Regions from separate parts of the Homo sapiens genome. Here all the other regions are linked to region 1. A link is a loop called in an ENCODE intact Hi-C map of the cell type or tissue named here. Cell type or tissue: heart right ventricle. All regions are shown on one strand. Each heading gives the region's core, and the rest is flanking DNA. Links, peaks and the distances in the headings are about the cores only.

What was found. A loop is a pair of places that touch in the nucleus more often than their neighbours do. Peaks named below come from ENCODE experiments on the same cell type or tissue, not always from the same donor. Only the 100,000 strongest peaks of a DNase experiment are listed, where the experiment ranks them.
Region 2: a loop joins it to region 1, with 2.7 times the contacts of the local background. A loop is called at or near these places in 18 of 110 quality-filtered maps.
Region 3: it touches region 1 in a loop (2.3-fold over the local background); 5 of 110 quality-filtered maps call a loop at or near these places.
Region 4: it touches region 1 in a loop (2.3-fold over the local background); 14 of 110 quality-filtered maps call a loop at or near these places.
Region 5: it touches region 1 in a loop (2.7-fold over the local background); 3 of 110 quality-filtered maps call a loop at or near these places.
Region 6: a loop joins it to region 1, with 2.3 times the contacts of the local background. A loop is called at or near these places in 41 of 110 quality-filtered maps.

Annotation. Positions count from the first base shown.
Region 1 is chr2:105,573,911-105,579,054 of GRCh38, forward strand. No RefSeq gene overlaps it. Among named protein-coding and RNA genes, the nearest start is that of LINC02946, 34 kb to the right of the region's middle. RefSeq lists an enhancer at 2,620-3,518. In heart right ventricle, for the core only: CTCF peaks have their summits at 2,610 (motif pointing right) and 2,811; a DNase peak (open chromatin) is centred at 2,919; H3K27ac peaks cover 705 bases; H3K27me3 peaks cover 341 bases.
Region 2 is chr2:105,882,835-105,887,978 of GRCh38, forward strand. All of the region lies in intron 4 of NCK2 (NCK adaptor protein 2), which reads left to right. Among named protein-coding and RNA genes, the nearest start is that of NCK2, 140 kb to the left of the region's middle. In heart right ventricle, for the core only: no CTCF peak of the experiment used is centred there; no DNase peak of the experiment used is centred there; H3K27ac peaks cover 3,872 bases.
Region 3 is chr2:105,917,386-105,922,529 of GRCh38, forward strand. No RefSeq gene overlaps it. Among named protein-coding and RNA genes, the nearest start is that of ECRG4, 150 kb to the right of the region's middle. In heart right ventricle, for the core only: a CTCF peak has its summit at 2,666 (motif pointing right); DNase peaks (open chromatin) are centred at 2,066 and 2,696; H3K27ac peaks cover 1,044 bases.
Region 4 is chr2:105,962,458-105,967,601 of GRCh38, forward strand. It overlaps LOC105373531 (a long non-coding RNA gene), which reads left to right. Exons shown (of 3, transcript XR_923144.3): 2 at 1,028-1,114. Among named protein-coding and RNA genes, the nearest start is that of ECRG4, 100 kb to the right of the region's middle. In heart right ventricle, for the core only: no CTCF peak of the experiment used is centred there; no DNase peak of the experiment used is centred there.
Region 5 is chr2:105,902,632-105,907,237 of GRCh38, forward strand. No RefSeq gene overlaps it. Among named protein-coding and RNA genes, the nearest start is that of NCK2, 160 kb to the left of the region's middle. In heart right ventricle, for the core only: no CTCF peak of the experiment used is centred there; no DNase peak of the experiment used is centred there.
Region 6 is chr2:105,732,244-105,737,387 of GRCh38, forward strand. No RefSeq gene overlaps it. Among named protein-coding and RNA genes, the nearest start is that of NCK2, 10 kb to the right of the region's middle. In heart right ventricle, for the core only: no CTCF peak of the experiment used is centred there; no DNase peak of the experiment used is centred there; H3K27ac peaks cover 1,600 bases.

The DNA of each region.
Region 1 (5,144 bases), core at 662-4,661:
GATGGATTCCTCAACTGCAAATGTTGGCTCCAAGCCTCTGTCAATCACCTGGATCCAGCCACACCTAAAGTCATGACACTTTTAGCCACATAAGCACTCAATTCCTCTTGTCTTTTTTTTTTAGCTGGATTTCTCCCATTTGCAACCACAGAGTGATGGCTTTAGATAGTCTGCATAGTCAGCAAGGCTTTTTGGGTGGCGTCTGACCTACCAGCCACCTTCCCTCTGCTCTGCAGGCAAGATCCAGCTTATCGCAGGAGGACTACAGGAACCTCACACTGCTAAGCCACCAAGCTAAATTACCGTGGAACAATGTTGCCAAAATAATAGCCTCTCAGAACAGCTTGATGTCTTTTTCTTCATATGGTTTCCCAAGCAGGATATGAAGTTGGCATCATTATGTGATGAGGGATTTACTCAGCAGGACCAGGAAGGGGTAGGGTGGGGTGGGAAAGAGCTGTGGCTCTGCAAGGGAACCTCCAGGTTTAAGTGCAGCTCCCAGACAGTGATCCACGTGTGCTGCCCTGGGCCGGAACTTCCACGCACGTGCAGAAGCCTGTGCACTGGTGAGTGGGGAGCAGAACACCTGTTGGCAAATCAGCCTCTCTAGACCTTGCTAGAGTGGCAATTAGGCCTTCTCTGAGAGCAAAACAAATTATCTTAATAGATATGTAACCCTCAGATCCTATTGGAAAAACGTTAGATCATTGGGGGACTATGTATTTTTAATCAAAAGTTGGCATTTTTATAAAGAGCATGTGATTTGACCATTTTTAGTCTATGCCCTCAATGCAATTTAAATATGACATGCTGAGCATACACTCAGTTTTGTTCTTAAAAGAACAAACCTTGAACCTGGCTAGAATTCAGTAATTTTTTTCTTTGAACCAACAATGTTGAGAACTGAATTTTTGAAATATATGTATAAACCAAAACTTACCAAAGGGAGAAGCTTATTTAATTTCAACCAGCTCTTACTGCGTGTCTTCTAACACAGGGCTTAGAAAACTAAATAATCTATGGCTCTTGTTCTTGCTCTTGAAAAGCTGCCAGTCCTTGGTAAAGCCTAAGAGACCTGAATTTTGGAAAAGCATTTTGGAATGCTTTTAGTTGCAAGAAACAAATGAACAAAACTAACCCCAAGGAACATAAACAATACAGGAAATTTAAAACTCACAAAGACTTAAAGCCTGAAAATAGATTTGCCTTCAGGTGAAGCTTGATCCAGGACCTCCATGACCCAATTTTTTTCCATCTTTCCTGTTTTCAGATTTCCATTCTTGGCAATGTCCTCTCCTCTCTCAACCTCGGCTTGTCCTCTCAACCCCTTTGCTAGCCTGCTCCCTGGGAACTAAGAAGGGGTTCCCAGAGAAGGTAATGCTTAGAATTTTGAGGCAGAATGTGCATGGGATTGACAATAAAGAAAGCACATTCCAGAAGGGAGTATCCTTCTCAAAGGCAAGAAGGAGTGAAGCCACAGGAGAGTCAGGGGAGCTGCAGGTAGTTTTTATGCTGCTGGAGGAGAGAGTCTACTTGAGGGACTAGCAGTGATGGATGCTCAGGGGTAGGGAGGAGGTAGCAGGAGGAGGGATGGGGACCATGAGCTCTGTTCTGAGCGGAGCTGAGGTGGAAGCACTTTATCCTGAAGACGATGGAGAATAATTCTAAGCTGCGTATGCAAGGATGGGATCTGCACTTCAAAGTGAAAGCAAAAAAGACCAACTCAAACAATAAGAAAGTGTATTATCTCATAGAACTGCAAGTTCAGAGGGAGGGTGGGTCCAGGCTTGGCAAGATTAGTGGCTCAAAGATACCCTCAAGGACCTAGTTTCTTTCTGTTTCTCTGTTCTGCCACTTTCTGTGTGAGCTTCAGCCAAGGTCTGGCTCCCGGCATGGTTGCAGGATCGCAGCCAGAGGCAGGCAGGGCCATATGTCGTTCCCAAACCCATCCAATAATGGAGACAGAGAGGGGGCGGAGAGAAGGAAAGGGAGAGGAAAAGGGAGAGAGAGAGGTTCCAAAGGGGCCCATCGGGAACAAGGAATCTGAGTGGGAAACCAACAGTGCCCTTCTCGAAGGCTTTCATTTCCTTCTTCAACACCCAGGGCCTGTTGTATTTCGGAATTCAGTACTTTTTGGATTTCAGGAGGGTAACAGAGTGCCTGTACCTCATCTTTTAGGAGGGTAACAGAGTGCATTAGACCCCACAGGGGCTCTGAGGTGCTGACCCCACCCCACCACACCAATGACTCTGCATAAAGGGCATGGACGCCAGGTGCCCTGCTCAGTCAGGGCAGGCTTGGCAGCCCGGGGGCCACAGTGTGCGGCGCGTTCCTTCATTCTTGTATGGACCCCAGTGCCCAGGACGTTCCTTGACTGCTCTGTGAGCAGGGGGAGGAGGGCTGGAGGGAGCGGGTGGGGGGGCAGTCAGAGAGGTGATTTCTGAGGCTATGGGGACGTGCCAGTGGGTTGCGAGATGGTCTGAAGGAGAACAGACGCGACGGGAGTGGGAAACTGTGGGGACACGAAAGAGATTCCAGAGAAATGAGGAGGCAAGGGTGAAAGAGGATTACCTGGAAAAATCAAATAGCAGAGTCCTTCTTCTGCCACTAGAGGTCATGAAGAATTAAGACTAAGTCACTTAAATTGGTGAGGTGTTTGCAGTTCCTTTCTGTGAAAAGATCTCCAGGACAAAGAGACAAACAAAGAGATTTGTTGACGTATTTCAGATCCAGAACGATGAGCTACACACTTTCTGAAATCCACAAGTGTGTGTCTCGTAAGCTCCTATGAGTGTGGTCTTTCTTAAGAGCTCAAGCTCCCTCCGGTCTTGAATTGCCTTGACATCACACACTCAGGTGGGCCCTGCCTCCAAGCCCACCTTGTGAAAACAGGGACGGGGGACCGCCACTAGGGAGAGAACGTGAGAGTTGGAAGGGGCCCAGGCCCATGGGAAGTCCAAAGTGGGCTGTCCAGGTAGGGAATCTGAGGCCAGTGAGGAAAGAAGGACTTTTCGAGGCCACAGAGCTGTGTGGGGCAGAGGTGGCACTAGAGTGAGTTTCCCTGGTGTGAGGCCCAGGCTCTGTCCTCTGCATGATCCGGGGGTGGGGGACGCTGGAAGCCTGGTTGACTAGAAGGAAAGACAAGCCAGAGGCCAGTGCTACTCTCCACTTCTGCCCTTTGCTGAGCTGGCCCTGACCCCTTCCAGGCCTCAGGGCCTCCTGCTGCCCTGACTTAAAGCTCCGTTTCCCACGATCTGTACAGATCCTGACTCACACCCTCCTCTTCATGTCCTTGGGCTACTTTCTCTTTGACTAACAGTTTTAAATTTTTATTTATTTTTATTTTTGATACATAGTATTGTACACATTTATGAGGTATGTGGAATATTTTTACATGCACAGAATGTGTAATGATTAAGTCAGTACAAACATAAGTTAGAAAGAAGAAATAAGGTTTTTTTTCTTTCTTTTTTTTTTTTTATTTGAGATGGAGTCTCGCTCTGTCGCCCAGGCTGGAGTGCAGTGACTTGATCTCGGCTCACTGCAAGCTCTATCTCCCAGGTTCACGCCATTCTCCTGCCTCAGCCTCCTGAGTAGCTGGGACTACAGGCGCCCGCCACCATGCCCAGCTAATTTTTTGTATTTTTAGTAGAGACAGGGTTTTACCATGTTAGCCAGGATGCTCTTGATCTCCTGACCTCGTGATAAATAAGTTTTTTTAGTAAAGTAATTCAAACTTTTCGATTCGGGGTACATGTGGAGGTGTGTTACAAGGGTATGTTACATGATGCTGAGGTTTGTGGTATGATTCATCCCATCACCCAGGTAGTGAACATAGTACCCAATAGGTACTTTTTCAGCATTTGTTCCTTCCCCTTCGTCCCCCCTCTAGCAGTCCTCAGTGTCTATTGCTGCCATCTAAATGTTCATGAGTATCCAGTGTTTAGCTCCCACTTATAAGTGAGAATATTTGGTATTTGCTTATCTGTTCCTCCATTAAGTCACTTAAGATAATGGCTTCCAGCTGCATCCCTATTGCTGTCAAGGATCTGATTTTGTTCTTTTTTATGGCTGCATAGTATTCCATGATGTATAAGGACCACGTTTTCTTTATCCAGCCCACCATTGTTGGGCACCTGGGTTGATTCCATGTCTTCGCTATTGGGAATAGCACTATGATCATCATACGAGTGTATGTGTCTTTTTGGTAGAATGATTTATTTTAGATGAAATAAGTTCTGAAGCTCAATAGCAGAGTAGGATTACTATATTTAATGACAATGTATTGTATATTTCAAAATACCTAGAAGGGAGGGTTTGAAATGACCCAATACATAGAAATGATAAATACTTCAGGTGAGGGACACGTGATGATTGACTGTCAGTTTTGAAGCCTGGTTTTGCACAAACACCTCACCCCAACTGCAAACACTGATAAGGGCGGCTTCCCATCCTCAAAGGCTCACACCTGCCCATGTCTTTCCTGGTGTGAACCTGTTCTCCTGCTGCATCACACAGCTGGCCTTATAGGCCATTTTTCTGGATTTTTGTATCGTGTGATGCTGTCATGGGCCACGCTCCTCTCTGCCCCAGCCCAGGTGCAATGCCAGGGAGATCACCTGAGATGACAAGCCTGCATCCTGCCATGCACATGGTCCTGTCTGATGGCTCATTTTGGGGCTGAAGATACAGGCTTATTTAAGGTGGTAGCTAACATCTTTACCCCGAAGAGGTCCAGGTTCTTCCTTTTGGAGCCTGAGAAAATAAACAGTTTTAAGAGTAAGCATGTGGGCAGGGATGCCTAAAATTGAGTCAAGAAAATTAAGCTGGAAGAAAGCTTATTCATATGCAAGGAGTATCATTAGGTCCATTGGTAATAAACTAATAAAATGTTCTATAAATACTCCATGAGAAGTATCCACTGGGCATCATCAGGTGGTCGGTCTGTGGTAGCTCCTGGGAAGCTAAAGGACTAATGGATTTCATACATGTTCCCATAAAACCCGGAGCTCATTTCCAGGATGAGGAAGAGCCAACAGAAAGACTGAATGAGGCCAGGCACAGGGACAGGCGCTCTTCTCTCAGGGGCGGCAGGCCCATTCAGAGCAAGATCTGATCGCTATAAGCCCTTTATCATAAAGGAA
Region 2 (5,144 bases), core at 643-4,642, 310 kb after region 1:
GCATTTAGGAGATAGAGTTTAATGTATTTGAATTGTATTGGTTCTAGGAGGCTTCAATTTCATTTTTAAATGCACGCTATAAGACTAGTAAGTATGTACTACCTGCTGCCACTGCTGTCCTCTGAAAAGATTACTGGCACAATGAATAAGTGCTCATTCAAGGGTCCTGTTGACTGATCAGAGAGGCATTCAAAGCCCTCCAGAGAGAGGCGACTGGGATGTGCTCTCTTTGAGGACGGAGCATCGTGGTGGTGGAAACTGGACTCCTTTATGGTGTCATCAATTTTGCGGAGCCTTACATGTGCTTGGACGGGAATGCCAGGCTGAAAGCTAACTTCATCTGAAATCTGAACTCTGAGATTTATCAAGTCACCAGAGTTTATCATTCCTGGCAAGACATCACATTGAATTGTTCTCACATGACGAGAGCTCTGTGCACCACTTCTTTTAGATCGTGTTTGAAGCCTTAAGCAAATTAAGGACAGCAGCGCTTTTAACTCAATCGAGCAGAAACTTAGAGAAAGCGCTGGAAAACCAATTACAATATTAAGTGCTTGGTCCAGAGTCCTTAAGGGCTAAGTATAATGCACAAAATATGATCTTGGCTTAAAATTTTTTGAGTTTGAGGAGACTTCTCAGAAGGAAGTCCTGCAGTGTGGAGACATTGGTCCCAGTCATTATTCTTTCTGCCTAAGATTTGGGGAAAAGAGGAAAGACTTTAGAGGGTAGATGAAAAAGGTGTTCTCCGGGGTTGCTGGCCTTAGGGAGGACCTATGGCTTTTCTGTGGAACATGCACAGGTGGTCATTGCTGTCTGAATTCAGGGACCAAGTCCCTTTGGATAAGGAGGGATGCATGCATTGTCTGGGTTTCATCTCAGAACTCTGCACCCCACTGTCTCAGTTGTCTTATATTGTTAGAGAATGAGCTAACTTTTTCTAAAGAACTAAAGCACGAATTGTTTGTATTTCCTTTTAACAGTTTTTTAATGGGGGCCTTTCAGGGTTTTTTGCATTCTCTCCTAACTTAGAAAGTCAAGGAACAACATATATGATTCTAGGAATATAGGGCGGAAAGAGCTTTACTGGGACTTGCATCGGCTCTGCACACATAGCAGCACCGTCTTTGTCTGAGGTTCCACGTGGCCTGATGCTGTGCAGGGCAGCTTGTCCTGATGGATCTTGCCGTGACACGGGCCATTTTCAGCTGTTAGTGTGCATGCCTTGTTCCATGGGGATTCTGCAAGAGCCCTGAGGTGTGTGTGTGGCTTCTTTTCTCCTGACAGCAGAACCATGCCAGGTTTGCTGTATTTCCTGTTCATAACCAAGGCGTTCTCAGCTGTCATCTGTGACTACCAGGGACCTGTCCTGGTGGACAAGTGGACAAGTCCTTTGCTTGTTTTTTTCCCACCATCCACTGCCTCCCCCCGTCCCCATGTGTTTTCCTGCTCATTTTGGCATTTCTCAGGTTAGAGCTGGCTTTCGCAGCCACCACTAGGCCACCAAGAGCCCTTAGGTTCATGATCTGACATAATTCCTTCGCAGCATGCCAGGATGGAAAGGTTTCTGAGGGGTTCAGCCTCCCTGCAGGACTCAGTCAGGCATCTTTATTTAATTTCCTTTTTTTCTTGCAGTCTTTGGGCCTGGGCCTTTAATTGAGGTTATCACATGAGGCCTGGCTTCTGGATAAGCACAGCTGTTTTTTTTGGAATGGATCTTCAATAAAATATCCTGAGTGATTGCAGTGTAAATGAGCTAGACCCTTGCTTGACGATATTGAGGGGTGCGTATTTCAGGGAAGACAAACATTGCCACATGCTACACTATCCACTATCAGTAAGTGCTGGGTATTTCAGAAGTATCTGTTGGATATGTTAGATGAATCAGTGAACCAACAAACGAACGAACCTCTTGGACCCTCTTTCCTGTCCTGAACTTCAGTACCTACTGCTTGTCCTTCCATTTCTTCCTCCTCCCTCGCTCTCCTCTCTCATCTACAATTGTCATTTATCCTTAGCAGCTAAAGGTGATGCATTGTTGTTGCTTATTCTCCATATTTCGTTATCATACCTTCACCTGTGAGCCATACCTGCTTAAATCCAGAAAACTCAGAAATCCTACTCACCCTGTGTGTGTCCATTATAAATCCTTTTATATTACATTTTGTCCACATTGATTCTATGGATGTGGCTAGAAAGCTGTACTTAAAATGAACAGTAACCCTTTACTGGGTTTCTGGTAAACTGTACAAGTTGTCAATATTTTATTTTCTTAATTGCTGCATCTCCCATCCTTGTAAAGCTTGTTCAGAAAATGACAGATCACAACTAGGATATGGTTGGAAAAGGTGCAGAGCTGGCCTGCAAGTGCGGGAGGCCATTTTCCTCTGTAAGATTTTAGTTCCCGAAGATATCATGTATTTATTATGTCCTGCAATAGTATTAGATACTAATATTTTTTGTCATACAGTACTTTTTTTTCCAGTAGAGAAAAACTGTCTCGCTAAGGATAATTTAATGCACATATTTGTTTCATTTCTCTTTTTTAAAATATATGAAAAGTATTTGGCTGGGAAATAAAATAGAATAGCTCCTTTCTGTATTTTTAAAGTTATAATATTTCTTAAAGAAATTATAACTTTTACCCAAAACTCTATTTTCAGGCAATTTCATCATTCCATTTCTCTAAATAATGATTCTCTAACTGTATGTAGTGTGTATCAGAATTGCCTTGAAGCTTGTTAAAACAAATTGCTGGGTCCTACCTGAAATGGTACTGATTCAGGAGGTCTGGGGCCCAAGAATTTGCATTTCTATTAATAGCACGTTTCTTGGTGGTGATGCTGCTGCTTTTGGGACCACACTTTGAAAACCCTTGATCCCTATGATGCATTCTTAGTGGTTTTATATATTCTTGCAGCTGTTATTAAAACCATTTCTGCATAATACTACATTTCCATGAATTATAAAAATATTGTCATAAAGCTGAACTTCATTTAGAACTGAAGCTTTTGTTGAGTGGGATTTATCTCTTGAAGTATATTTCTGTTGAGTTTTTTGGGGGGCTTTTTTGTGTTTTTGTTTGTTTGTTTTTTACTGTTTAGAGTTTGAAAATAAACGTGCTGTATTTGCTGTGTTTCTGCTGATGAATTAGGAGGAGGTAGATTGTCAGAGCAATGTGAAAGCTGCTTCCAGGGTTTCATGGTTAGGCTCCGTGATCCATGGTGTTTCTTCATAAATGAGTTAATGTTAAGATGACTTAACCTTAGGTTGCTGTGAGCAGTGCCTGTAGGCATCTTTCCAGTTTCAAAGATAACAAGTTATTTTTAATTGCCAGGCTTTTTGCCCAGTACCAAATGGAAGTTTTAAGCCTGGATTTTTGTAATAGTTCTAATTTTAAGCATATTTAACTCTTGAAGATGGAAAGGCCTGCAAGATCATGCAGTACAGGCTGTTATCTGGAAGTTTAGTGCTCATCACCTGATTCTGATTCTCAAATGGGCCAGAGCCCTTGAAGACTCTGCCTTCTCACTCTGGCTGGCTCTTCAATGCTGACCTTTAAAACAGACAACATCCAGCATCACCAGCAAACTTGCTAGAATGCAGATTGCCCCAGCTTGCTGACTTCGAATCTCTGGGGTAGGGCTCTGCAACCTTGGTTTGAAGAAGCCCTCTGAGTCCTTTTTTTGTTCCAAATCCTGAGAACCTATGAACTCCTGAATAATTCTGATGCGCCAATTTGAGAACCACTACGTTGTGGAGTATGCACTTGATTCAAGCCCTTTTGCATACTGTTGTGTAATATGGTAAAATTCTGACTTAAATGTATCACTCAGTCACATCAGGTATGACACTATGGAAAGACAAAGAATAACAAGGACAATATTCTACAGGTCTATATGGTGAGGTATTACATGTGACTTTAGGAAATACATTTGGGGATAGGGAGGGCTAACCACACACATGCATACTAACTGGAAAGTGGACAGGGAACGCTCCGTTTGCCTAGATTAGGTAGATGGGACTTGGACAGCTGCTCTGTAGTTGATGATTGACTTTTCATTTATGTAAATAAGATTACTTCCAAAGTTAATGAGATGAATATTTGAACATGTCAGTGTGGATTGGCTTCAGGCCTGTGGAGTAAATATTTTATAGAGTGAACATTGATAGGAGAATAGGAAAAGCTGGTGAGACTCTTCACACTTGGGGCAAGGAAGAGATAATCTGATGTAAAAACAAAGAACATAGGGTCAACTGACAGCTAGCAGCATAAGTATAGGCAGGAGTAATTTTTATTAAAAGAAGGCTACCTTAGACAACTAGGGCAGGTGACCAAATAGAATGGTAAAACTGAAAGGCAGTTTTTCTGAGATAAAAACAGAGAAACTATTAATCAGTGGATCACGATTTGCCTCTAACCCATTTGTTCTCACTTTTGGGAGGTAAATGAACCACTTCTGTGGACAGAAGAGTGCCTTCTGTAAAGAAGTAAAAGGGGAAAAACATGTCTTTACCAAAAGAAAAGAATGATACAACTTGTGATAAGAAACCAACAGGGTGACCTCTCTCTGGGGGTAGAAGGAGATGTGTAGATTATTGATGCTTGGAGACTTCAGCGTGGCTGGAGATCAGTCCAGGGTCTGTGTGGAAGGCCTGGTGAATCACACAAAGGGCATTTCTACCCTCATCATTTCATAAAGTCCAAAGTGAAAGATAAGGAGAAGTTTTAAGGTTTAAAGAACCAAAAGTACCTGGAGCAAGGCCCCTCCCTCCCGTTTCCTCATGACTATTGTGCTTAGAAGAAAATCGCATTAATACATAAGCTTTCAGGAATGGAGGAGGAAATAAAGGATATTAAAGTCTGTCCTCGGCATTCATTTTTTTCCTTCTATGAGAAAACAATGATTAAATCTTGAGAGAGGGAGAGGCGTATCTGATCAGGACATCTGTTTTATAAAACTGCAAAGGTGCTTTTCAGCAAGTATTTGAGGCAATGGATCAAGCTGGCAAAGCCATAGAGATGGGATCAAAGAGTGTGCTCTCTACTGTTCTTTTCTAAAAGTACCCACTTATCGCGAGCACAAATTGCAAAGAGATGAGGTGTAAGAATTACCTAAAGGAATGAATAATGGAAGAGGTAGTCA
Region 3 (5,144 bases), core at 485-4,484, 340 kb after region 1:
GTGGATAGATGTGCAATTGCTGGCTGTTCCTCCCACAAAGCACATTGGCCAATGCTTGGAATCCCCCTGCTGCGACATGTGGATCACGTCTGTCCTCTGTGTGGCTCTGTCTGACTCTTCCCATGGCCTGTGAGCTTCTGCTGGAGGCTTCCTCTGTCCCAGACAGTCCTCCTTGGTGGGATCCCCCTTATGATGACCCCAGGCCAGGTCCTCTCTGCAGGGTCCCTGACTGCTCTCCAGAACGCATCACCCTCCATGCAAGTGCACGTGCACTGTTCTCAACCCAGCTGGGAACCCACTATTTCCAACCTAGCCTGTTTTCTTCATTCTGCTCCTACCGAAGAGCTGCTGTAGCCCTTAGGCTTAGTAGGTGGGAAACAAAAGTTTCTCTTCATCCCAAACTCTAGGCAACAGGATATCCAGCTCTCATGAAGTCCAAATCACTTGTCTTGAGGGAAGGGGAAGTACTTCCTCTCTGTGGGGTATGGGCAACCCACACATACTCCCCACCGCCAATCTCTTCCACCAGAACCTGCTCTGAGGCCTTGCTGGGTGACACTGGCAGGACTGGCTCCATAGTCTCCATGCACTCTGCTTTAGGGCACAGCACCCATCGTTCTGCCTTGAGAGATGAGCCCACCACGTTGTCCTCAGCCCTGGGGGCTCCTGCCAAAAGTGAAAGATACAGAGTCCCAGTTTACATCCTGTTACACCCTGAGAGTTTCCCCCGGAGTTTAGTCCTCAAATAAATCCACTAGTAGTGGAGCCTCCTTATTTAAGATACTTAGGTTCAGACTTGTCTGTGAAAGTGTAATTGGAGGTGAGGCAGAAATGGGTTTGTATGAGGGCTCCTGACAGAACGAGAAGGAAGGAGTGGGGGTGGGGGAGGAGAAAAGGAAAAGGAGAGCATCATATCTGCCTGAGAACGGTCCCCACCCTCACACCATGGGTTCCCATCTGAGCTCACTGGGGGACGCACATGCTGAAGAAAATGGCATCCCTATACACACAACGGGGCCGGAGTAGTGGGCACAGGCAAGAAAGGCCTCCCTGGAAGAATGCAAGGGATCCACACAGATGCACCCAATGTCTCTGGAAATGACTGGGCAAGACTTTGAGTGAAACTGGAGACCTGGCATTAATGAATGGGATAAAGCTAGAAAAACCAGAGTTATCCTTGATAATGTCACAACATGGAGTCCACAGGCTGGACAAACCTGGGACCATGGAAGCTATACTTTTAAGATCTTAATACAACGTTCAGTTAAAAAACCCTTCTGCTACCTATTTCCTTTAGAATACAAGATGCTAAGACCTGGAAAGCACCCCTTGCAACATCCATGTTTGACACTTTGGACAAAAGGGTTGGCTGTGCAATTCTTAGGACCCTCATCTCTGTCTGGACATTAGTGCCTCGCTATGGCCTGTGCCAAAACATGCGGTAGCGATAGCACACCCGTAGTAGATTAACATAAGTCATAGCCGTTCAGAAATTTCACCTCCTGCAAAAATGCGTTTAAGCTTTTCTTCAGGGAAGGCTGAGCTGTTGGCCCCAGAAGACTCTCAGCTGACCTAAACAACCCTTCTTTTTTATTTTCAAACAGTCTTAAATAGGTTTCTGCATGTGATGACAACAGACAAAAAGATAAATACAGTACATTGAAATTATTCATCTGGTTAAATATTATTGCAATATCTTGAGACTTTGCTAACTTCTCCTGGAGTTCAGATTCTCAGAGTCCTTTGTGTGAACCTCCACTTAAAATGCACAGCAATTGTGCACCTATTTGATAAACTTCCTCCTGTCACTTTCCGACACACACTGGCCATCAGTGCAAGCCAGTGGCTGAGACCGGCTCTTCTTATGCTGTGCTGTCAGCCACAGCCACTCTGACCATAACCCTGGGCCTCCTTTCTGCAGAATAGATTTGCACAAAGACCTCTCTCATAGCTGTTTCTCTCTGTCCCTAGAGGTCCCTGGGCTACGTCCTTGGGTTGGAACCCAAGCCAAAGCTAAGTGCAATGACACAATTGAGCTATTGTGTGAGCTGTAAGTAGAGGGAGGATGGCAGGGGCCCAGGGCTGACTCACCAGGCACACCTGCCTGGTCTGGCCTTCAGGGATCCCAGAGGGTAGAGACTGGGCCTCCTCATTCCAGGCCTTCCACCCCCAAGGGGTTGGGGACATCTCTTCTGCCTCCTCCTACTGTCCCCTGCTGCATTTCTCCTGGCCTTGTCTTCTCTCTACCTATGCAAAGGCCCAGAGGCCAGGCCCTAGACACAGTAGCCCCAAGCCACACCAGTTCTTCAGCAGCTGTGAGTGGAGCAGGAGCCCACACCCTACCTGGAGTCTGAGGTTGGGGATAAACTGGCTGCTGGCCAGACACTGTGTAACAGGGATGAGCTCCTTTCAGCCATTCATGAAACCTTCAGCCACAGCATTTCTAGCCAGATTAAGAGGCTGGGCAGCTGGGCAGCAGCCTGGGGGTATTAAGTGGAGCCCAAGAATGCTGCTCACAGAACTAGGTCCCCTGAAGTGATCCCTGGAGGAACCAGAAGTTTGAAAGGGTTGAGACCAGGAGCAAATGCAATAACACAGATGATGTCCAAGAGGGGAAATTATGCAGAGGAGGGATGGGTGCTGGCTGGGGACCTGAGATGGAGTAAGGTACCAGGCCCTACCACCAGGAGGCAGGCTTTTGGGGGAAAGTTCCAGAAGCAACTTGCAAGAAGATGGGAACCAGGCCAGAAAGTACATTCTTGGGGATCTCAGAGCAGATTTGAACTTAGTTTGCAGGCATGGCTGGTGCAGCTCTCTGCAGACTCAAACTATACAACATGAGTCACACATAGCTACTGAGCATTTGAAATGTGACATGTTCAAATAAAGATATGCTTAAGTGTAAAACCTATACCAAATTGTTAATAAAATTAAAAATGTAAAATATCTCATTAACAAGTTTTTATATTGATTACATGTTGAAATGATATTATATTGGATATATTGGATGAAAACATTTTTATTAAAATTAATTTCAACCTCTTCCATTTCACTTTTTCCAGTGGGTCTATCAGAAAATTTAGAGTGACATAATTGAGTCAGATTATAATTCTATGGGATAGTGCTGGTCTGGGCTGTTCACTTGCCTGAATTCCCAGGTTCCCCCAGCAGGGTACCTCCATATCTTTGTAACGCTGTGCAATACTCTTCTTAGAATATAGTGTATCTGCAAAAAGAACTAGGTGCTATCAGACAAGAACAGCTAGAAAACAAAAAAGATCTGTTGGATATTAAAAACAAGATGAGTCTATTAATAGATTTATTAGAATAATTGGGCATAATTTTAAGGTCATCTTCTATAATGGAGAGAAAAGATAACAAAATGATAGGAGATGCACTAAAAATCAAACCATTAGGAATTCCCATCCCCCAAAACAGGGAAGAAAATGGTGGAAAGAAAATTATCAAAAGTCCTGGGAGATAGAGGAAGGGCACACAAGGGAAGGGCCAAAAGTGAAATCCTCGTCTGTTATCATGGAAAGTCAATTAAAACCTGAGAAAGGTCAGTCTAATTGTATCCTTAGGGCATTTGGTCTGGAAGTGACTACAAGTGCTGAAAGTGGTGGTCTCTAAAGAAAGGGAAAGTGTTGGCATTACGAATTGGCGAGAAAGAGGCAGACTACTTAGCCTAGAGTGGGTGATCCCTAACCCTGTTTTTTCTTTGTTTTTGGTTCTTGTTTTGTTTTGTTTTTTGAGACAGGGTCTTGCTCTGTCACCCAAGCTGGGGTGCAGTGGTGTGATCATGGCTCACTGCAGCCTCTACCTCCTGGACTCAAGTGATCCTCCCACCTCAGCCTCCCAAGTAGCTGGGACTACAGGCAGTTTGCCACCACTCATGGCTAATTTTTGTAGTTTTTGTAGAGACAGGGTCTCACTCTATTGCCCAGGCTGGTCTCAAACTCCTGGGTGCAAGCAATCCACCTGCTTTGGCCTCCCAAAGTGCTGGTATGTGCCTGAGCCACAGCATCTGGCTTTCTTTCTTTTAAAGACAGTTTTGGATTGTGAAATATACCTACAAAGTAGTAAAAAATTAAATGCACAGTTTGACATATAACTCAAACACCCACATAATGGCCACCCAGGTCAACAAATAGAGCATTATTAAGTTTCCAGAGCCCCTTGCCCATAAATTTCTTCCCCACCCAAGAACCATCCTTCCCTCCAGATGTAACCACTATTCTGACTTTAAAATAATCATACTCTAAACAGACAACCTACAAAATGGGAGAAAATATTCACAAACTATGCATCCAAGAAAGGTCTAATATCCAGAATCTATAAGGAACTTAAACAATTTGACAAGCAAAAAACAAATTTAAAAAGTGGGCAACAGACATGAACAGACACTTCTCAAAAGAAAATGTACAAGCAGCCAACAAACATGAAAAAAGTCTCAACATCACTAATCATCAGAGAAATGCAAATCAAAACCACCATTACTGGTGTATAACCCAAAGGAAAACAAATTGTTCTACCAGAAAGACATATACATGCGTATGTTCATTGCAGCACTATTCACAATAACGAGGACATGGAATCAATCTAGGTGCCCATCAATGGTGGATTGCATAAAGAAAATGTGTTACATATACATCATGTATGACATGGTCTGTGTCCCCAACCAAATCTTATCTTGAATTGTAATCTGAATTGTGTGTTGAAGGAGGGACCTCATGGGAGGTGATTAGATCTTGGCAGTGGGGGTTCCTGCATGCTTTTCTCATGATAGTGAGTGAGTTCTCACAAGATATGATAGTTTTTTAAGGACTTTTCCCCCTTTTGCTCTGCACTTCTCCTTCCTGCCGCTCTGTGAGGAAGGACATATTTTCTTCCCCTTCCACCACGATTGTAAGTTTCCTGAGGCCTCCCCAGCCATGTGGAATAGTGAGTCAATTAAACATCTTTCCTTTGTAAATTACCCAGTCTTGGCCTGTTCTTTATAGCAGCATGAGAATGGATTAGTACAATGGAATACTATGCAACCATAAAAAAGAGTGAAGGCATGTCATTTGCAGCAACAAAGATGTAGCTAGAGGCCATTATTCTAAGCAAATTAATTTAGGAACAGCAAACCAAATACTGTA
Region 4 (5,144 bases), core at 407-4,406, 390 kb after region 1:
ATGTAGTGTGTATCCTTTTGTGCCAAGCTTCTTTCATCCAGTGTAATGTTTCTGAAAGCATTTGTTCATATTGTGAGTTGTCTATCGCATTTCACTGTGGGCAGACACCACAATTTGTCTGTTAGCTGTCTGGTTTTAACATACTTCTGATTAGTGTCACTTTCTAGGCTGGATGGGAACCAAATATGGTTTAATGCAGCCACCTCTTTAAAGATGGGGCCACTCCATAAATTTCATTTCATGCAACTAATGTCTAGGAAACATTCTTTCTCCTTCTTTATCACTCTCTTTTATGTGGATATATTTGTAGAACTATTTAGGCTCTGATCAGCCTTCACCGTGCATGGTTCTGGAAAAGGTACTGGACCAAGCCTTAGAAAGAGGAGTTTCTGCAACTGAATGTTATCATTGATGAATCCATTCCAATGGCATGGAATTAGTAACACCTGCCCTGCCTCCTCCCAGGGCTACTCTGAGGATCAAATGAGATAGAGCAGATATTATACAAGACCATATGATACAGCTTCATAAAAAAAAGACACACATGTATTCTATTTGGGAAAAAAAGGCTATAGTATACCATTATGAGTAGTAATGTTATAAAAGAATTTTTCTTATCTTTGCATTTTTAAAAATCCATATATTCAACATGGAAAATGTTTTACTTTAAAAATAAGAAATATGCTATCAAAGTCAAATAATATCTCTAGAAAAGCATTGAGATCTATAAATTACAAAATAAATGAAAGCCATTATATATTGCTTGATTGGCTCATAAGGAAGACTGGCTGGTTTTTTAAAAATAGAACTTTACTTTTTTGTAATCTATTTGGCAAAGCCAGAACAAAAACAGCTCCTGCTGAAAGATTAAAAGAAAAATAAAGTGCTTCACAGTTCAGGCTGCCAAGAGATAAATGGGGTCTACAATTCCTCACATTACCTTTCTTAACAAGGAGGCGGTTGTTGAACATGAGGATTGGTTACCTGTCTGAGAAGTGCCTGTGGGCTGTGCTTTTTCATCCTCTAGGTGGTTCTTAGGCATTATGATGATATGGGAACAAAATAAGGTCTCCCACGAAAGCAGAGTCGACAAGAGTCACGCCTTGAATTGAAGGTGAGTACACCTAACAATGGGTGGAAAACTCTTCTCATCTCAGTGGATAATTCAGAACAAAAGAATAGTCTCACTCTCTAGGGCTTGACGATCCCAGTTTCCATTGACCTTTACTTGGAAAATCCAAGTGAAGTATGTAAAAAGAGGTGATATTATTGAACTTTTTTGTGTGTTTTTTTTTTGGCGGGGGAGTATGCTTTGGCATTTGAGACTGGTTTTTCAACCTAAGAAACCTCTTATTATTATTCCCAAAGGTCCACTTTTAAAATAATCATTGTTTAAACATAGTGTCTCTTATATAACAGCCGCCTCTATGTCATCTGGGAGCTCCTCAGAAACACAGAATCTTAGACCCTGCCTCAAACCTCAAACCTACTGTATCAGAATCTGTATTTTAAGATCACCAGTGGATGCATGTTAAAATTTCAAAATCCCTTCTCAATAACAAAATTTAGGAAAATATAGGAAAGGTAGAGAGAAGGACAGTTTTGGTGTATGTATTAGTTCATTCTCACACTGCTATAAAGAACTACCTGAGGCTGGGTAATTTATAAAGAAAAGAAGTTTAATTGACTCACAGTTCCACATGGCTGGGGAGGCCTCAGGAAACTTACAATCATGGCGAAAGGCAAAGGGCAAGCAAGTACATCTTACCATGGCGAAGCAGGAGAGAGAGAGCAAGTGAAGGCAGAAGTGCCACACTTTTAAACCATCAGATCCAGATCTCATAAAAACTCACTTACTATCACGAGAATAGAATGGGGGAAATCTGCGCCCATGATCCAATCACCTCCCACCAGGAACCTCCCCTGACATGTGGGGATTACAATTCAACATGAGATTTGAGTGGGGGCACAAATCCAAACCATATCAGTGTTTGCCTCCTGTTTTTCCTCCATGCGTTGATTTCTTTTTACATAGTTATCGTCACCCTGCTGTACAGTTTTGCAGCTTGGTTTTCACTTAACCTCATCATAAGCATCTTTATGTGTTATCACATCCTTTTTCATAAACATTTCAAATAGTTGCCCAATCGTCCATTAAGCAGAGGTTCTCTGGTTAATTATATTTAATTTCTTCTAGTGAGATGCTTGGGTGATTTAATTTTTTTATATTGTAAGTAACTTAGCAATAAAAAACTTTGTGTCTAGGAAATTACATATTTAGGATTTCTTTTTTCTTGGAGAAATTCCCAGAAAAAAAGTTGAAAAGTAAAGCCTTCTTCTTTATTATAAAATGAGTATATTCTTATTATAAAAAGTTATTAAAATCTGAGAACATGAATTTTTAAATGTGATAAATTTGCATAAACCTACACACAAATAGGTGTGTGTAAAAACTCATGAAATCTGAATAAGGTCTATAGTCAAGCTAACAGCATTGCACTGATGTCAACTTTCTGGGTTTGATGCTGTACAATATTATGCTTCTGAATGTATTCATTCATACTGTTGTGAGTAGTTGGAGAACCTTTGTTCTCATTAGACTATCATATTCCATTGTGTGTCTATACCACACAAGATGTAACCATTGGAAGAATCTGGGAGAAGGATACATGGGGTTTTCTGTATTATTTTTCCAAATTACAGTGAGTCTGTGATTATTTTAAAATAAAAGGTTAAAAAATATGAGAGAGAGAAGGAAAAAAAAGCCCATCACTCAAGCACAAACCCTGTTAAAGTTTTGATATATTTCTCTTCAACCTTCTGTTATGCATGGTCAAAAATTGTAATGCAGGCCAGGCGCAGTAGCTCACGCCTGTAATCCCAGTACTTTGGGAGGCTGAGGTGGATGGATCACAAGATCAGGAGATCGAGACCATCCTGGCTAACACGGTGAAACCCTGTTTCTACTAAAAATACAAAAAATTTGCCAGGCGTGGTGGCAGGCCCCTGTAGTCCCCGCTACTTGGGAGGCTGAGGCAGGAGAATGGCGTGAACCCAGGAGGCGGAGCTTGCAGTGAGCTGAGATCACGCCACTGCACTCCAGCCTGGGCAACAGAGCTAGACTCCATCTCAAAAAACAAACAAACAAACAAACAAAAAACAAAACAAAAAAAACAGTAATGCAAAATAAAAACCATTTTAAGGCCCTTGATCTGTGCTGTACTTTATTAGGCATAGCTTTGAGAAGATACTAAAATAACTAGAAGACAGTGATGAGTTCTGAGAGGACTGTGGCTGCTGTGCAGACAGGCTTGAGGTGGCTGAGGAACCCCTAAGGAAAACATGCAGCGCCCATCGACTTTCCAGCTCTGCTCCCTGCAAGCCATTTGTTCACTTGCTCCATGCACCCGTTCCATTTCTTCACTGAATTGCTCTGAGGAACCTGTGAAAATGCAGGGTTTTTTGACAACGGTATAATTGCTTTCAGGGGGTGTACACGGAAGCCAAAACAAACAAACAAACAAACAAAGGTCCTTTAGCTAAATGCCTAGCTCTAGCTCATAGCTGTATTTGCAGAAAGGATACCAAGAAAATGACTGAGGTGGTTGCATTTCATTAATGCCCCAACTCCTAATGGGAAGCACTTGAGTCAACAGCACTGGAGAACACGCAAATTCCCTTTCAATTCCACATCTTGTGCATGCTCACCTGCCAGCCTCATCTCCATGACAACCAAAGAGCCTTCTTCAGAAATCAGCTCAAATGGCACTACCTATGAGACCCTGGCTTCAGCAAGCCACAGGGCCATGACATGCCCCCTGCCCTGTGCCCCCTGCCCTATGCTCCCATATATCTGACCTGCTGCTGATGTTCTGTAATTTTTCTACGTGCTGGGCTTTCTCCCCATAGACCCTGAAGCCTTGATGTGTTTCTTCCTTGTTAGACACCTCCTGCAGTCTCCCACGCATTTAGAAATAGGTTCTCAACAGGTGTTTGTTGATGCAGGGAAGGAAGAAAGGAAAGAAGGAGGGAAAGAAGGAAGCAGGGAGAGAGGGAAAGTGGAGAGGAGGGAAGGGATTCCATGGGTGTGAAGGCAGTTAAAGCAGCTGTGCCCCATCTTTCAGAACATCTGCAGCTCTCTTGTGGCCATCACTAACATTCATCTCCTCCTCCCTCTGAGCCTGGCATCAACATATCAACATGGTGTAATAAGCAGCCTTCTGGTGTTGCCTTGGAGGCTTCCACTTCGGTTCTTATTCACCCTATTCTCAGACAAGCTATAGCTAATGCCAACCAGAGAGCAACTGGCCCCTTGTGGTTTCACCACTGGGCCTGCTCTTGGGCAGAGAGAAGGACCAAGCAAGTTACACCCTCAAGAGAGCATACTGGTTTTGCCCATTTGGGCGATGAGGTTCATTCCTGAGGGATTGCTTAGCGTGAGATGTGGAGATAGGGCTTGGGCCCAGTTCTAGCTTTGGCCATTTCCATGACCTTGAACCAGGTGCTACAGTAACAAGACTGCTTCTGCAACTAGAAATTACATGGGTCTACAAGGTCCTTCTGTTTTTCCAGCTCTGAGATGGAGGATTCATTGGCAGCAGGTACAGGTCAGAATCCCAAAGGTGGGAGTCAAGGATGTTTGATTTCACCAGAATTCCAGGGCCTGGGGCAGGCAGGGCCAAGGTCAGGCCGACCTTGGCTGGACATGGTCCATTAGAACTAAAGGAACCAGACCTCTCCAGGCTATTTTGGATCACCAGGACCAGTCCAGCCAAGTAGGCCTTCTGTCCTAGATGGTTGAAAATGGTTATCTACCTTGACTTTGCAATAGGATGGCCTGGGGGAGCTTAAGAAAATGCTGAAGGCTGGGTTCACCCCATAAACTCCTTCTCTGCAGAGTTGACTTACCCACTAGGCACGGTGCCTAGAACACACAAAAGGTTTACATTTCCCTTGAAATCAAATGAAGAAAACAGACTTTTACGTCAAAGAAGAGGTTTTAATATGCAAAATTAACATATTTTTCTTTATACCAAAGCAGTCATAAAATGTCTCAATATATTTTTACAGATGAAGGAGCCCTGGAAACTCATACTGTAGCCCTGGCCAGGGGTGCCCCACTGTGGCATCGGGAGTTTTGAAAG
Region 5 (4,606 bases), core at 607-4,606, 330 kb after region 1:
ATGCATGCCATCTACAGCATGTCCTTCTCCTTGGGCCATATAGAATAGGGGTCCCTAACCCCTGGACCATGGACCACTACTGGTCCATGGCCTGTTAGGACCCAGGCTTCACAGCAGGAAGTGAGCAGCAGGCAAGCGAGTGAGCATTACTCCCTGAGCTCCGCCTCCTGTCAGATCCGTGGCAGCATTAGATTCTCATAGGAGTGCAAACCCTATTGTGAACTGTGCATGCAAGGGACCTAGGTTGTGCACTCGTTATGAGAATGTAACTAATGCCTGATGATCTGAGATGGAACAGTTTCATCCCAAAACCGTCACACACACACACACACACACACACACACACACAGGTTTGTGGAAAAGTTGTCTTCCACAAAGCCAATCCAGGTTGGGGACTACTGATATAGAAAGAAATGTCTGATCTTTAAGGCCCAGAGTGATTATTTTTCTCTTTTGTTAACTGTCTTACTTGCCTTAACCTCCATCAGGTTTCCCACAGCACAGCTACTAGCCATACAAACTCACTGGAAAGACTCGTGCTGTTCTATCTTTGGCAGATCCTGCTACCTGACACTAAATGACTATTGAAGATAGACAAGCCTGACAGCTGGTGTGAAAGCTCGCCTTTGACAGCTTTCAAAAAATCCCTGAGCTCCTCTCCAGTGGCCAGCATTTGGTCAGGAACCAGGGCACCAGGGCCTTGTCCTCAAGCATCTGCTGGTTGGTGGGGGCATGTGGCCTTCCAAGATTAGGTCATGGCCCAAGGAAGCCCCTAGTCCAGAAAGTCAGTGGACTTGTGTAAAGCAAAGGCCTGTGCTCATGGTGGTGGAGTGCGCCTCCATCGGTGCACACCCTGCATCTGAGCCTGGGTGCTCCTCACCAGCGGCTTGACCTCCAGCCAGTGCTGAGAACTCTGTACCTCCAAAACACTGGTGCAGAGCTGCATTTTTTAATACAGCCATTTGAGGGGGATATTAGAGTTGTTAGGCGTTGTTGTACATTTAGACAATGTAAACTGCGTAATGTGAAATACTTAGCACATTTGTATAGCTGGTTAAATGGGCTTAATGAAAAGGAAAAAAATAGGTTAATGTGCTAAATTATTATCTAAATGAAGCTAGTAGTGACTTATACAAGATTTCAGACTACATCTACATGTAGTACCATAGAGACACTGTGTTCAAATGATTTTAACCTAGAACTCCATCCAGTCCCACAGGGAATGGGATGTCAGTAATATTCATTTCCACAAGTGCCAGGGAGGTCCTGTCCTGTGCAGTGAAGAGCAGAGAATAAAAAGATGAGGGAGGCTTGACATTGAGGTAATGAAACTAAAATACTTGCCCAATCAGAATGCAAATATCCGGCCAGGCACGGTGGCTCACGCCTGTAATCCCAGCACTTTGGGAGGCCAAGGTAGGTGGATCACTTGAGGCCAGGAGTTCGAGACCAGCCTGGCCAACATGGCAAAACCCCACCTCTACTAAAAATACAAAAATCAGTGGGGCGTGGTGGCGCACACCTGTAATCCCAGCTACTCAGGAGGCTGAGGCTGGAGAATCGCTTGAACCTGGGAGGTGGAGGTTGCAGTGAGCTGAGATCACATCACTGCACTCCAGCTTGGGCGAAAGAGCAAGACTCCATCTCAAAAAATAAAAAAATAAAAACTGCAGACGTCCAAATAGCATTCATATCCCGTTAGTTCTATGACAGTGGTGGCTTGAGGTGTTGGAGAATAACAGGTGCTGTCTTTGTTAAAGGTGCATTTGGAATTTGTCTTTGGGAACTGCCCACCCATATACTGTGGGGTAGCCTTGGATTATCTGTGGTGGAAAATCTTTCAGGTTGTGCTTTTTTTGAGGTAGGGAAAGTGATACTGGTTACAAATCCATTTAGAAATAAATCATTTGGAGGAATCTTAATTTTCTTCACTTTTTTATACATCTTTTTTATTATCTGGATGAAAAATATAGAGAAAAAAGTTGAATATTTTTAAATTGCATGGAAACCAAATTTAAGTTGAGTAAAAGTAGATATTCATATTGGTTATACTGGTGGTAGGAAAATAGGAGAAAGATTTCTTCTCTGGAATTTGTTTGGTTTCCCGGTGGTATTAGAAAATAATTTTCTGGCAGGGTATAGTGGCTCACACCTGTAATCCCAGCAATTTGCAGAATCTCTTGAACCCAGAAGGTGGAGGTCACAGTGAGCCCAGATTGCACCATTGCACTCCAGCCTGGGCAACAAGAGAGAAACTCCATCTCAAAAAAAAAAAAGAAAATAATTTTCTCTTTAGTCAATATTTTCACCAAAAGTGCTTGTTAACATGATTTGCAAATTTCAGAATGTAATGAAGTCAATGAACAGATTGGTGTTGCAAAATACTGAATTCCTAATCTAGGTAATCTAGAAAAAATGTTTTGGTTCCCTTCTTAGTGAAGTCTACCATGACTATCCCATTAATAATGAAACTTGCCCTCTTCTCTTTCGTCTTTCCCCTGTAGTACTTATCAACTTCTAACATGAATAATTTACTTACTAGGGTTATTATTCTCTCTGTCAACACACACACAGCTAGCATGAAGTTCCATACAGGCAGCGATATTTGTTTTGTTAACTGATGTAGCCTAAATAGACCAGTGCTTGGCATCTAGCAGGTGCTCAATAAATTAGTTTAAAAGCACTGAATGAATCAACCTGAGAAAAAGAGAACAGTGTACTCTGAGTCCTTTAATATCTGAAAATGCCTTTATATTGCCCTTGAAAACAAACGCTTGCTTAGCTGGACATGGTTCATGCATCACATTCTTTTCTTGCAAAATTCTACATAGTATTCTATCATCTTTTGGGATTTAGTCAAGCCAAGTCAGATGCCATGACTATCCTTGTGACTTGGGTCAAAGGCTCACTTGTGTCACTGATTCCTGCCTTTCTCATTTAGCGGCTGCCCCACACATCTGCCTCCAACTCCAGCACCACCTTTTTCCTTCATAAGGTCCTTACCCACCCGCTTGGTCCCCAGTGCATAAAATTTCCTATTCTCAACCTCCAGGCAATTGGTCTGTTTTCTTACTGCTTTCTGCCAGACTAAATAGTCATTTTTAATGGCACAGCCATCCTATAATTTCTTTCTTCTGAAGTCTTTCCTTTCTGAACCTCTGCTGTACTCTCATCACTTCACTGCCATCAAGGAAGGCTCACTGGTTCCCTCCTGTCCCATGGGGATAGAGGATGAGATCCAAACTAGCAGACAACCCAAGCCGCAGACTGCTAATGTGCTTCAACTTCCCTTCCAACCTCAGTTTCTCACATCTCCTAATTAGAAACTGTGTTTTCGAAATTCCACAAAGAGGCTTGGCACAGGCATTCACCTTTCCCTGTCGGGTTCATGCTCTTCCCCAGGCACTTTTGTGATATGGGGGACTTGCTCTGCCTTCAAGCCCTGATGTCCCAGCTCCTCCTTTCTCATGCTGCTCCTTCTCCTGGGAGACCAGCAGTATTTATATGGCACCAGGGCTACACTTGATTGTCGCTGGCCAGCTTTCCTTGTATCTCTCTGTGTCTTTTCTCCTCCATCAGACTATCAACAATTCGACTTGATATGATATTGCCATTTTTTATCAAAATGATTGAATATTCTCAATTTCATGGTTCACAAAAAACTTAAACTTTTCCCAAAGTTATTAATATGTACTCTCTGTACATGGTAGGTGCTTAACAGACATTTGTTGACTGATGAACAACAGGAAAAGAGAACCTATAAAATAAGGTAGCAGGCTTCTCTCTAGCTTAATTGGAGGTAAGCCAAACCCACTTTAAGTCACTAGAAAGGTCTTACCCACCCCTTAATTAAGCCAACGTTTAATGAAGCCAACTTAAGCATTAGCTAAAAAGTATATTCTAGGTTTCAGTGGTACTTTCATTTACCTTGAGTTTGCACATGCGAGCCTTGGAGAGGACAGACCACTGGGCCTCCTGTGTCTCCACCATTGCTGAAGACCATATGGCATCTGAGAATGAGCTCCACTGAGTTGGATCTTCAAGCCCAGGATGTCATTAGCTAGTGCTGTTATTTCTTATCTGTCTAAATCTACCACAGAACTTTTGAAAAATCCTTTAAGTTGGGTACCAGATGTGGTCCGTAATACTTTTTAAGATTGTAGGAAAATATGCATACCATAAAGTTTGCCATCATAACTACTTTTAACTGTACACAGCTCAGTGGTGGTAAATACATCCACACTGTTGTACAACCATCATCACCATCCATCTCCAGAACTTCTTCATTTTCACAAACAGAAACTCTGTCCCCATTAAACAACAACAACTCATCCCCAGCCCTGCAGCCCCCCAGCCCCTGGCAACTATCATTCTACTTTTTCTACGAATTTGACTATTCTAGGTACCTCATAGAAGTGGAATCATACAGTGTTTAACTTTTCTGCAACAGGCTTGCTTCACTTAGCATAATGTTCTCAAAGGTCATCCATATTGTAGCATGTGTCAGAATTTCCTTCCTATTTCAGGTTGAATAATATTCCATTCTACGGATAGAGCACATTTTGTTTATTCATCTTTCAGTGGACATTTGTGTGGCTTCCACCTT
Region 6 (5,144 bases), core at 699-4,698, 160 kb after region 1:
CAAGAAAACATTACGCAAGGCCCGGAGACAAACTCCCCTGAGTAATCTGTCTCCTGAATTTCCTTCCATCAGTCAAGATTAGTCGTGCACCCACATGTCTTTGTGTAGAACAATGACAATGGGGGAACAGAAAAAAACTGGGTGCAGAGAAACCAAAACTCTTGAGTCCATATGTGCATTCTTTTAAGAAAAAATGCTGCCCTTCCACCTCCCAACTTTACTCTGGGGTGGTGTAATGCAAGGCTGTGGGTTATCTGCCTTGGGATGCTCGGTGGCATTTTCTGCTGTGAAGAACCCCTGCTTCGTCAAACCAGGGGTGTGTGTGTGTGTGTGTGTGTGTGCATGCGTGTGTGTATTCTTTATAACAACTTTAGACACATGCTGTCTTAATTTGGGTTCCAACCCTGAAATAAGGATTTGGGTATAAGTAATTCAGTTGGCCGGTGTTATGGACAAATTGTGCCCCCTTTCCCATTCAGATGTTGGAGCCCTGACCCTCAATGTGAGTGTATTTGGAGATAGAGCCTTTAAATAGGTAAACAAAGTTACATGAAGTCATAAAGGTGAGGGCCCCTAATATAATAGGACTGATGTCATTACAAGGTGAAGACACCAGGGATGTGCATGCACAGAAGAAAGACTATGTGAGGACATGGCAAGAAGTTGACCATCTGCAAGCCAAGGATAGAGGTCTGTGGAAACCAGACCTACGGGCACCTTGATCTTAGACTTTCAGCCTTCAAAACTGTGAGACGATAAATGTCTGTCATTTAACCCCTTGATCTGTAGGTCTTTTTTCTGGCAGCCTAAGCAGGCTAATACAGTAGTTGTCCCAAGAGGCACAGGGAGTGCACAAGATGTGAGATGGGGAAGGAAGGAAGGTCACCAGTGGGTCCCAGCTTTGGACAGCTGGGGCAGTCTCACTGGGGAGTTTCCGGGAGACTGTATGGAACACACCACAGCATTGTCCCTCCAAGAGGAGAGAATGCTGGGCACTTATGAACAGATGCACATTGGGGTGTTCAGGAACGGTTGCTCCCTGGCACTGCTGCCCTGCCCCTACCTAAGGGCCAAGCACACGCCTATAGCCAGAGAAAGCCCCCAGCGAGAGCAACCCAGGGCTTGAGAGAGGAAGGCATCGGTGTATAAGGAAGTGGGAGCCCTGTCCAACAAAGCTGCTGGTGACCCCTAGGGAGGATGTCAGGCAGGCACTGACAGCACCTGCTACATACTTAATCTGCATTAAACAGTCATATCTACTTTTAAATTATGTTGGTGTTTATCAAATTAGTACAGGTTTTAGACTAATTTCTTCAACAGCAACACATTTCCCCCCTCCCTGCTTATACTGACTGGATAGGAGAAATAATTTATTGAAGTGAGACCTGCTTGTTTTCACTTTACCTTGGAACCAATCTTTGAATAACATAGAAATCTAGAGGTTTTGAGGTCTAAGGCAAACCACACTAGGAATGTGTGTATATTATTGAAATCAGGCTTAACCCATTTATGCCTAGTGCTTCATTATTGGAAAGCTAAGCTTGTGGGCATTATTTATATCCTGTTGTTCAAGGTCATTGCCAAAGTCTGATTTTTTACAAAAAAAATTGCAACCCCAGGCATAAATGGGTTAAATGATATTCAAGGTTAGCTTGGAAGAGAAGTTACAAAAGGTGGGCACAGCTATAGGTGAGACCTGATAGATTAAGACGGGGTTGAGGTGGGGTCTGAGGGCCTGGTGGGGTTGAGGGTCTGGGCAGTACCATTGGGCTGCAGACACGGGGGCTCCAACAGGCTGCTGACTTCCTGAATGACTCACTGTTAGCATCAGCAGCACGCGACCCTCAGACATGGTATGAATATCTCAATCAACCCCAAGGCAGCACCCCACAAAAGTTAGAGAAACCGCCCCCTACCTTGCACCCATTCAGTACTCCTTTCTTCAGTAATTCAGAGCAGTTTCAGAAGGTTAGCCTGCAAACTTGATAGCCACAGGGACTGTTTTCCTTGGTTCAGAAAGATGTAATTTCTCTTAACATCCAAATGGATGCCCAAATTGTTTCTGGACCAATCCCCCAGTGAGAACAACTAGGAAAAAAAAAAAACAGGAAAAAGTAGGAAAACTTTTGTCTGAAGACATGGCTATGGAGTCAGTGAGAAAATTTTGGGGCCAGTGTCTGGGAGGGAATATCCTTATAATTCTAGCTTTTCATCCTTGCATGTTTCACCCTGCCCAGGCTCTCCCGTTCCTCTCTTGGCATCACTCCTCAAACGAACTACTCACATACAAGCCTTTGTCTTGGGTTTTAATACCCAGAAATCAGGACATCTGAGGATTTGAGTCCCATCTGATTGGGACTCAAGGCAAAGCAAGGGTGCCAGGTCCCTCATGAGCTTAGAGCAGGCTCTGTTTCTTCTGATGCATCTTCTGGATTAAGCAGAACTATAGAATACACATTCCTCTCTTTTGACCCCAGTATGTAGCCAGCGACTTCGTCCTGTCCAGTGTTACCTCATCTGGGCCACACACATCCCTCTCTTTCTGCTCATTTCTAGTGTGACCGCCATGGGCAGGGTTCCTCAATCCCATCCAGCCCAACGCTGTGACCTTCACAGCTTCTGTCTGTCTCCACATTTCTTGCACACCCCCACCTGACAATCTTCGCAAATACATCATCAGCATTTCATGTTTTTATTGATAAATGTGACACACCTGCAGAAAACCACAGGAAGCAAATATATGGCCAAATGAACCATTGTAAAGCAAACACTCTTATGACCACAACCCCCTCCAAATCTCCATCTCTTCCCCATCAAGAGTTATCTCTTTCCTTTCTGTTTTGCATGCATCCTTAATCACTGTGGCTCATTTTCTTTTGGTTATTAAAATGTATTTTAGGTCTCTTAACCTACAGGTTCAATGTCCACCTTTGTTTAGTTTTCTTAGCAACATTGGTGGAAGAAGCCAGATCTTTTGTCCTTCAGAATACCACAGTCTGGATTTTGCTGATTGCATTCCCAGTATAGTTGGACGTGTTCTCTGTCCCCTGTGTTTCCTGTAATTTTGTGGTTGGATCCAAAATATCTTCTTAATGCCTCACTTCCTTGTTCAAGAAACCACCAGCCTCCCTAAACTCCTCTTGCCTCTTAGGTGGTGTATTAGTTTGTTTTCACACTGCTATACAGGACTACCTGAGACTGGGTAATTTATAAAGAAAAGAGGTTTAATTGACTTACAGTTCCACTTGGCTGGAGAGGCTGCAGGAAACTTACAATCATGGCAGAAGGCAAAGCAGAAGCAAGGCACATCTTGCATGGCAGCAGGAGAGAGAGGGAAACTGCCGCACACTTTTAAATCATCAGATCTCGTGAGAACTCACTATCATGAGAACAGCATGGGGAGAACCACCCCCATGATCCAATCACCTCCCACCAGGTCCCTCCCCCAACACACGGGAATTACAATTAGAGATGAGATTTGGGTGGGGACACAGAACCAAACCATATCAGCTGGGGTGTGTGACGCATAAATGGAGGTGGGCAAAATAAATGCCCCACCTCCTCTAACCCACAATGGTCATCTGGGCCAGGGCCTCCAGAAAGCACTCACAGGAGGATTGACGTGTCCTCATTCTCTTGTATACAGCAGGCTTATTTCCTCCTCAAATTCTCTCTTCCAGTGGTTCCAGAGGCCAGAAGCTCTCCCTTTCCTTCTCATCTTCTCAGTGGCATCCTGGTTCTGCCCATGCCCTCCATAAAGGATTTAAAGTCTGTCCATGAATAATGCTCCAGAATCATGACCCCTCAAAGATGCCCCTGCCCACAACCCCGGAGCCTGTGAATGTTCCCTTCCATGGCAATGGGACTTTGTAGAGGCTACAAACTTTGAGATGGAGAGACAGCCCTGGATTGTCCAGATGCCATCACAAGTCCTAAAGGGAGGGTGACTTTCCGGGCTGCAGTGAGAGAGACTCAGAAATGGAAGCAGGATCAGAAAAGACGCATCGCTGCTAGCTTTGAAGGTGGAGGAAAAGGCCGTCGCAGAAGGAGTGTGTGTGACCTCCAGAGGCTGGAAAAGGCAAGGAAATGAATGGTCCCCTAGAGCATCCCAAAGGTAACACAGCCCCACTGCCACCTTGATTTTAGCCCAGAGAGACCTGGGTTGAATTTCTGACTCACAGAACTGAAGGATCATAACTGTGATGTTTAAGGCCCCAACTTTGTGGTGGCTTGCTACGACAGTCATAGGAAACAATACCCCATCCAGTGTGGCTCTGAGTGCTGGCCTTCAGGAGGGGTCACTTCTCCAGAGTCCCTGCAGGTAAAGGTGTCAGTCCTCTCTAACACCTCCCTATGCCCTGAGGCCCCTGGCCCAATGCAGACATGGGAAGTGTCTGATAAAACTAGAGTAAAATGGGTGAAATCAGTAACTGTTAAGAATTCTCAACATGAAAGTGATTTAATAGGATATTAAAATAAGTGCAATTTATTGATCATGGTTGCACTTCTCAGATACTTTGTAAATCAATATTAGATATTTGTAGGAGACATCATGAGAAAGAAATCACAGCCATTTGTTTGCTTTGTGACCTTAGACAGGTTTTTTAAAGCTTTTCAACCTCAGTTTCCTTATCTATAAAATGGGGACCTTCATGCCTCCCTCACTGGGGTTGTCAGGATTAGATAGTGTGCTTGGCCAGTGGTAAGAATGCAACAGATGATAGCTATTAACAACTATTGTGTTAATAATAAAAACTTACAATGATATGTAGCTAAACCCATTTGCATTTTAAAAATGTTATTTGTAAATAGTATATTTTTATCCCACGCCTTTCCTTCAAGAATCATCATTAACTGCCAACTTTGTATGAGGTGTCAGTGAGATACTCTGGGGAAGTCAAAGAAATAATTTTGGTGGTTCATGCCTATAATATAATCCTAGCACTTTGGGAGGCCGAGGCGGGCAGATCACTTGAGGTCAGGAGTTTGAGACCACCCTGGCCAACATGGTGAAACCCCATCTCTACCAAAAATACAAAAATTAGCCGGGCATGGTGGCATGTGCCTGTAGTCCCAGCTACTCAGGAGGCTGAGGCAGGAGAATCACTTGAACCCAGGAGGTGGAGTTTGCAGTGAGCCGAGAT